Regions from separate parts of the Mus musculus genome. Here region 2 is linked to region 1. The links are chromatin contacts, found by POLR2A ChIA-PET in ENCODE. All regions are on one chromosome and are shown on one strand. Each heading gives the region's core, a stretch centred on a gene start or an enhancer-like site at or near the end of the contact. The rest is flanking DNA. Distances are from core to core; before and after follow the strand shown.

The links. ChIA-PET counts read pairs that join two places held with the same protein, here RNA polymerase II (POLR2A).
Region 2: POLR2A ChIA-PET joins it to region 1 with 11 read pairs in Patski. The contact joins the promoter of Atp6v0d1 here to the promoter of Acd in region 1. POLR2A ChIA-PET finds 5 or more read pairs at or near these places in 2 of 5 experiments (Patski and embryonic stem cell).

What each region holds. Positions count from the first base shown.
Region 1 is chr8:105,699,872-105,703,307 of GRCm38, reverse strand. Acd (adrenocortical dysplasia) reads left to right here and starts at 2,080. Exons shown (of 11, transcript NM_001012638.2): 1 at 2,080-2,388; 2 at 2,469-2,605; 3 at 2,768-2,861; 4 at 2,950-3,026; 5 at 3,260-3,304; 6 at 3,413-3,436. The coding sequence starts at 2,290. It overlaps Pard6a (par-6 family cell polarity regulator alpha), which reads right to left and starts at 1,661. Exons shown (of 3, transcript NM_019695.3): 1 at 1,505-1,661; 2 at 912-1,134; 3 at 1-700. The coding sequence starts at 1,567.
Region 2 is chr8:105,564,288-105,568,063 of GRCm38, reverse strand. It overlaps Atp6v0d1 (ATPase, H+ transporting, lysosomal V0 subunit D1), which reads left to right and starts at 2,000. Exons shown (of 8, transcript NM_013477.4): 1 at 2,000-2,281. The coding sequence starts at 2,152. Agrp (agouti related neuropeptide) reads left to right here. Exons shown (of 5, transcript NM_001271806.1): 2 at 338-458; 3 at 572-704; 4 at 862-944; 5 at 1,126-1,369. The coding sequence starts at 575. The coding sequence ends at 1,308. It overlaps Gm38250 (predicted gene, 38250), which reads right to left and starts at 1,884. Exons shown (of 4, transcript NR_168532.1): 1 at 1,790-1,884; 2 at 1,594-1,695.

The sequences.
Region 1 (3,436 bases), core at 831-3,330:
GCTTGCTCTCTGCTATCCAAGGAGGGCAGAGAGCTGCCAGCACCAGGAAGTAGGCAGCCAGGTTGCAGGTCCCAGCACAGGGGCCCCTGAGACAGCCCATTAGAACAGGGAGGGTGGCGATTCTCAATGACCAGGTCACTGCTGTCATCGTCACTGTCAGGATCAGTAGGCCCAGGCCCTACAGAGGAAGGCCCTGTCAGACGCCCAGATGCCCCCCGTACCACATTATTACGCTGGTTGGCAGGCTTGACAGTGACGATGAGGTTGTGGCTGTTGGCGACCATCATGTCCGTCACTTGGTCCAAGGTCTTCCCGGCCACCTCAATGCCGTTGACCTCAAGGATCTCATCACTGACCGCCAGCAGCCCTGTACTCTCAGCCAGGCCCCCACGTACCAGGCGGGAGATGAAGATACCTGGAACCCGCTCCAGGCCCTGGGGAGCCACGCGAACACTCATGCCATCTCGAATGTAGAAGCCCAGGGGACGGTCTGAACCATGTTTGTGCAGCCTCACTCGTCGGTGGGTCTCAGGTAGTAGGTCCACATCTATAACTGAAGACACCTGGCGGAAATCTTGGGGCAAGCTGATTAACAAGGGTGGCCTGGTGCGCAGAGGTGCCACTGGTCGTAGCAGGAGCCCTTTCTTGCGCCTTTGTAGAGAGTTGGAGGCAAAAGCCAGGCCACTCGAGTCACCTTCTGCTGCAGGAGAGGGGGGGGGACTAAGATTAGAGACTTCTCCCAATTGGGCCTGTGATAGGGACAATGTCAACTGTTTTCCTGCTACTTGGAGGTCAGACCAAGGGCAGAGGCTACAGAACATAAAGCCTGGGGGCCCTGGGTATGATCTACCCTGATATACCTGTCCTATCACCCTAACCCAAGAAAGCTGCCCACTGTACCCCATCCTCACCCCGTTTCTGAACCAAGAGGCGCAGAGGTGGGGGCCCGCTGGCCAGGGCCCGGTGCAAACTGTCATCGTTGGTGAGGGGCAGCAAGTCACCGTGAGCATCCGTATAGCCAAGCAGGACGTCCAGGCCAGGGATCTGGTGTACCACACACAGCAATCGCGAGAACTCCTGAAAGCCTCTCACCGAAGTGCGGGGTAGTGCAAAGCGTCGGAACTCGGCGTCAAACTGGAGGCGGGAGGGAAAGGGAACGGAGTGTCAGGACATCCCAAGCCCCTTTCTCACCACAGCACTGAGGCTGTCAGGAGAGGGAAAGGTTGCTGGAACAGCTGCAGCCTTAGGCTTAAACCTCAGCTCCAGTACAAGGGACACTGTCCAAGGTCTTTCCCTTGCTCTCCACATACCCAGGCCACAGAGGGACTCTGGAAGTCCGTAGTGGGAGGGAGGATGCGATGAGGGGAGGCAGACAGAAAAGCAGAATAGGACGGAGGATGGAGGACAGAAAGAGGTGATGGAGAGCCAAGGAACTAATAAGGGAGAGAAAGGGAATTAGGAGCCCTAGCGCAGTGGCTAGAGCCGAGACCAGAGAAGCCCTTACTTTGCTCTTCACCTCGACGATGCTATCGGGACTGCGCGCCGGAGTCCTCTGCGGCCTGGCCATTGCAGGGCCTGGCGGGCGGGGGACAGTGCCCCACAGCAGCCCGCCGAGGCGCAGGTGCACAGCCCGGCCCGCTGGCCCGAGCCGCCCCGCCCCTGGCGGTAGCACTCGCCCCGCCCTCCCACCCAAACCATGACGTCAAGGGGGACGCGACACCGAGAAACGTGGAGTCTACGTTTCCTAGGAAACGGAGACGGAGGCAGAGAGGGCTTTCTCTGTTCTTACGTCATTACGCTATGGTTCGAGCGTCCCAAAAAGGACTCGACCAATCCGAAGGCAGAATGAGGGAACAAACATTTATTAAGTTGTCCGTGCTGTCATTTTCATTTTGTAAAGGAAACTACGGCAACATTTTAGGAAAATTCTGGAGGTCTTACACAGAGCCAAAGTGGCTTCAGGCCCCATTCTCTGCTGCAGCCTCCTAACCTGGATCGCTCTCATCCAATCTAGTCCTTGCCTTTTCCTTTCCGGCTCTAGAGTTGTACTGAGGAACAGCTCACGGGCTCAGAGAGATGCCCCGGTAAGAATAAACTGTCATCAGCCAGCAGCTAGGTCAGTCAGCAGGACCCGGGAAGAGCTTGCGCAGGCGCAGAACCGCGAGGGGGGCGGAGTCTCAAACTTAGGATCCGCCTGGCGGTCACGTGCTTCCTCTCCCGCTAGAGGCGGAGCGGCGGTGCTCGCGGGAAGACCCTTTCCTGGGGGTCGCCCAGGGTGCCGCCCTGCTAATGTCCGATTCAGGGTTGCTGGCCCTACAGCCCTGGATTCGAGAGCTGATCCTAGGTTCAGAAACACTGTCAAGTCCACGAACCGGGCAGCTGCTCAAGGTAAGCAGGTCGCTCAGATCCCAGAGACCCGGGTAGAGAAGGCGGGAGTGAATTGACACTAGCCACTACTGTTGTGTTAGGTACTCCAGGACTCGGAGACTCCCGGCCCTTCTTCCGCCCCTGACACACCTGACACCGGGGCCGTGTTACTTGTGTCAGACGGAACCCACAGTGTCCGATGCGTGGTGACGCGCAACGCCATCGACACCTCCGACTGGTAAGAGAAGTGCTACTTGTCAGCGGAAGGTGGGAGGCCAGCTGGCTAGTGGGGCATTGAACCTGAAGTGGGCGGGTACTGGAGAAGTGGGGAAAGCTCATTCCCCAGGCGTATGGGGGTTTGTGCCTGTGCTCTGGACAATGAGGGCTGTGCTCGCCGCAGGGAGGAGAAGGAGCTCGGATTCCGCGGGACCGAGGGCCGGCTCCTGCTACTGCAGGCCTGCGGGCTCCGCGTTCAGGTGGCTCAGGACCATGCGGTGAGTGGTAAGGCTCACTTGGGCGGGTTGGTTACTGTACCTAGCTCTTTGTCACCACTCCTGAGACACCACTCCCCAACTCCTCCAGCCTGCGGAGTTCTACCTCCAGGTGGATCGCTTTAACCTGCTGCCCACGGAGCAGCCCCGGATACAGGTGACTGGTTGGTAAGTGGTCCCTTTAAGGGAAGGGGATGTAGCTCAGTGGCAGACTACAGGCTTCGCATGGCTGAAGTCCTGAGGGCTTCAGTCTAAATCTCTCCATATTCCTCTCCCCAAAACAAAACAGTTAAATGAAGCTTCCACCTTTTGTCTCTTCACGCGCACTTGGCATAGATCTTCAGGTGAGAGGGATGGGCATCAATAACCCTGATCACCTACCACCCTCCTCTTTCTCCCAGCAATCAGGATTCAGATGTGCAGAGAAAACTCAATGAGTGTCTTGAGTAAGTTTGGGGTTGGGCCCTGAGGCTGTGCGCGGTATGGTCACGGGTGGCAGAGCTGGGTAGATTGGCATCAGAGCTGTCCCTGAGAAGTCTTCACTGTTTCTCTAGGGACCACCTCTCAGAGTCTGCTTC
Region 2 (3,776 bases), core at 751-3,250, 140 kb after region 1:
TTCACTGCTGCATGGTGATACTGACCCTCTTTGGTGCCCTTGACAAAGTTCCTGGAAGCAAAGGAAACAACATGTCCTAGGGAGACTAAGTGAACATCTGTGGGGACAGAAATTAAATTAAGATCAGAGGGCCGCCTGCCTTATTATTGCTAATGGTTCTAGCATGACCCATCCCTAGGTTCTGCTCTTATGGAAATTTTGGGGTCTGGACACCCTATCTTGTTCCCAAAGTTTAATTGGTTCCTGGCTGTCTCATGCCAAATTGGAGATGTTCTAATAGAACACCCAAAGGTTCAGGTCTTAGGGAGAAAGCCTGAATTGTGCCTCCATTTTCCAGGGAGGCACCTCATGCCCTGGCTACAGGAAGCAGTCACGTGTGGACCCTTTATTAGGCACTGCCATATAAGCTCAGGGCACAAGAGACCAGGACATCCCTAGGCAAAGATCAGCAAGCAAAGGTAAGCACAAAGACTATACAGGAATTGGGACTTTCTGGGAGCATCTCTCTCAGCGCTGGTAGGGTACCCTAAGGATGAGGAGAGACTAAATGGGGGTTTTCCTGCTGAGCCAGGCCATGCTGACTGCAATGTTGCTGAGTTGTGTTCTGCTGTTGGCACTGCCTCCCACACTGGGGGTCCAGATGGGCGTGGCTCCACTGAAGGGCATCAGAAGGCCTGACCAGGCTCTGTTCCCAGAGTTCCCAGGTGAGTATGGTCAGGTTGGGGATATGTGGGGCAACGACCATTGCTGGCCACAGACCTGCCCGCCCAGGCTTAGACCTCCTTCCCCAATCCCAATCCCAACCTAGGGAGGTGGGTACTTGGTGCATGGTGGGTGTGGCCCTCACATCTTCTGCCCCAGGTCTAAGTCTGAATGGCCTCAAGAAGACAACTGCAGACCGAGCAGAAGAAGTTCTGCTGCAGAAGGCAGAAGCTTTGGCGGAGGTAACTCATTAGGGAAAGGGATAAAGTAGAAGGTAGGGCGCATCAGATACCATCATCTCTCCCCACTTCCGGATTACCCAACCTGGGCAGAACTGCAGCCCCTCCCTGACCTCAGTCCACTGCCACCCTACTGGGGTCGGGGTTTGAGAGTTTCCTGAACCTTATTCCCCTACGAATGCAGGTGCTAGATCCACAGAACCGCGAGTCTCGTTCTCCGCGTCGCTGTGTAAGGCTGCACGAGTCCTGCTTGGGACAGCAGGTACCTTGCTGCGACCCGTGCGCTACGTGCTACTGCCGCTTCTTCAATGCCTTTTGCTACTGCCGCAAGCTGGGTACGGCCACGAACCTCTGTAGTCGCACCTAGCCAATGGATGTTGTTTGGGCAAAGGCAGGGGATGAGAATAAAGGATGGGACGGTTTAACCTTAAAGCTGTGGTTATTTCAAACGTGGCTGTCGAAGGGTTGTCGGGGCGTCGTCATGCTGGAACCACACACACCATAACCTCGGGGTCTAAGCTACACCATCATCTGAACCACATATATGGGCGAGTTTAAGGCACCAGGCCCCTTGGGGAAATCAGAAGGCCACACCCCGGTCCTAGAGAACTAGTGCAACAAACGCCGGGAAAGCGGGCGCAGTGCGGCTTACCGGGTGTAAAGTCTAGTTGGAGGATAACCATTTGGCTCCGAAACTCTCCCCTCCTCTTCCTTGGACCTCGGTTTCTGTCTGGTAGGAGACAGCCTCGACAGCCTAAGGAATAGCACACCCGCTCAGCTTTACCCGGCTGGCCCTAATGAAGCCAGACAGAAGCGCCAAACCCAGGAAAACTCAACTTAGGGCCCACCTCGCATCCTGAGGGTATTAGCACCACCACGCGGTCGATTTCCATCATCGACCTTTCTTTGCTCTCCGCTAGGCGCTCCAGGGCCGCCTTTCCTTAGTGCGCAGGCGCCGGGAGGGCAGTTATAGCCGGTCGGGCACTCCAGAGTAACGCATGCGTGCCAGGGTGCCCGGAAACTGGAGCCATTTAAGAGCCAGGCCCTACTGCGGTCACGTGAGACGCGGTGCGTCACCTGACGCACTTGACAGCCCGCTGCGGCCGCCGCGTCAGCTGATCCGGGGAGTCTAGTTGCGTGCGGGCAGATCGGGGCTCTCTGGTCCCGCCGCCCCCCGCCTCCCCTGCCGCCTCCCACCCCCGCCGCAGCCATGTCGTTCTTCCCGGAGCTCTATTTCAACGTGGACAATGGCTACTTGGAGGGATTAGTGCGCGGCCTGAAGGCCGGGGTGCTCAGCCAGGCGGACTACCTCAACCTGGTGCAGTGCGAGACGCTCGAGGGTGAGCCGCGGGTCCGGGCTGTCTGAGGGGGGCCTCCCTGAGCCGGGAAGGGCACGCGAGGCCTCTGGGAACCCGCGAGCTGATTGATGGTGGGCATGTCAGGAAGGAGTCTGCCTCTAGCTGCGGCTCTGCGCGGGGGCCCAGACGTAAACAAGCCTTCAAGAACCGCAGTGGTTTACCTGGGCTCGGGTTGCCTCTAACCTCGTCGAGCTAGTCCTATAATTTAGAAGGACGGGTCCCCGAGGATTGGTTAGCCGGCGCGACGAGTGCGCCTCCAAGCTTCTTCCCCCTGGCCCAACCCTAGGCCTGTTGGGTGGCAGTGCCTAGGGAAGTTAGATGGAAAAGGCTTCTCTCCTCCCCCAAGGGCTTTAGAATCGTTGTGTCTTGGTGGTGTTGGTCTGAGGGTTGGGTCGTCCTGGGGAATTGCTAAGCCAGTTTAGCGAGAGGTTCCTCCCAGCTCTGAACCGCTGGCTGTGTAGAGTCTTCAAGACTGTTTGGAAAAGCAAGAGGTGGCTCTGTAAATCAGAAATTCACGTACAAGTATTTGGCCCCAACCTGCATTCACACCCCACCCCAGCACTGTTGGGGCACCAGTTTGTTTGTTTGTTTCTTTCTTTCTTTCTTGGTTTTTCGAGACAGGGTTTCTCTGTGTAGCCCTGGCTGTCTTGGAACTCACTCTGTAGACCAAGCTGGCCTCAAACTCAGAAATTCACCTGCCAAGTGCTGGGATTAAAGGCGCACACCACCACGCCCGGCAGGGCACCAGTTTCTTACACAAGAGTGACAGAAAGCTAAGTTCCTCTTTCTTTCTTTTCCTTTTTTTTTTTTTTAAGATTTATTTATTGTTATATGTAAGTACACTGTACCTGTCTTCAGATACACCAGAAGAGGGCATCAGATCTCTTTACGGATGGTTGTGAGCCACCATGTAGTTGCTGGGATTTGAACTCAGGACCTTCAGAAGAGCAATCGGTTCTCTTAACCGTTGAGCCATCTCGCCAGCCCCCAAGTTCCTCTTTCTTAACACATAAATCTAAAGCAACAGTTTCCAACTTGTGGGTCACCATCCCTTTGACGGTCATAAGGGTCACCTAAGACCATTGAAAACCACAAATATTTATGGTTAACAACAGTAGCAAAATTACAGTTGTGAAGCAGCAATGAAAATAATTTTTATAGTTGGGGGTCACCACAACATAAGGTGTTTTAAAGGGTTGCAGCTTTAGGAAGGTTGAGAACCACTGATCTAAAGTTAGATGGCTCAACTGTAGCAGATGTACTAAGCTAGAGATGTCCCTAATTCTAGACCCTCCACGCACATGGTAGTAAAGGACAGAGACATGAGTTCCCATCTCTGAGTCCTAAAGGATTCCTTTGAAGAAAGGGGCTTGTAGCTGGAAGAGGCTGGGTGATTCACCCAATGTAGAAACTTCTTATCAAATACTTCTGATGTTAAGTTGGGCTCATACAGTTAATGTTTACCTTGAAAACTAGT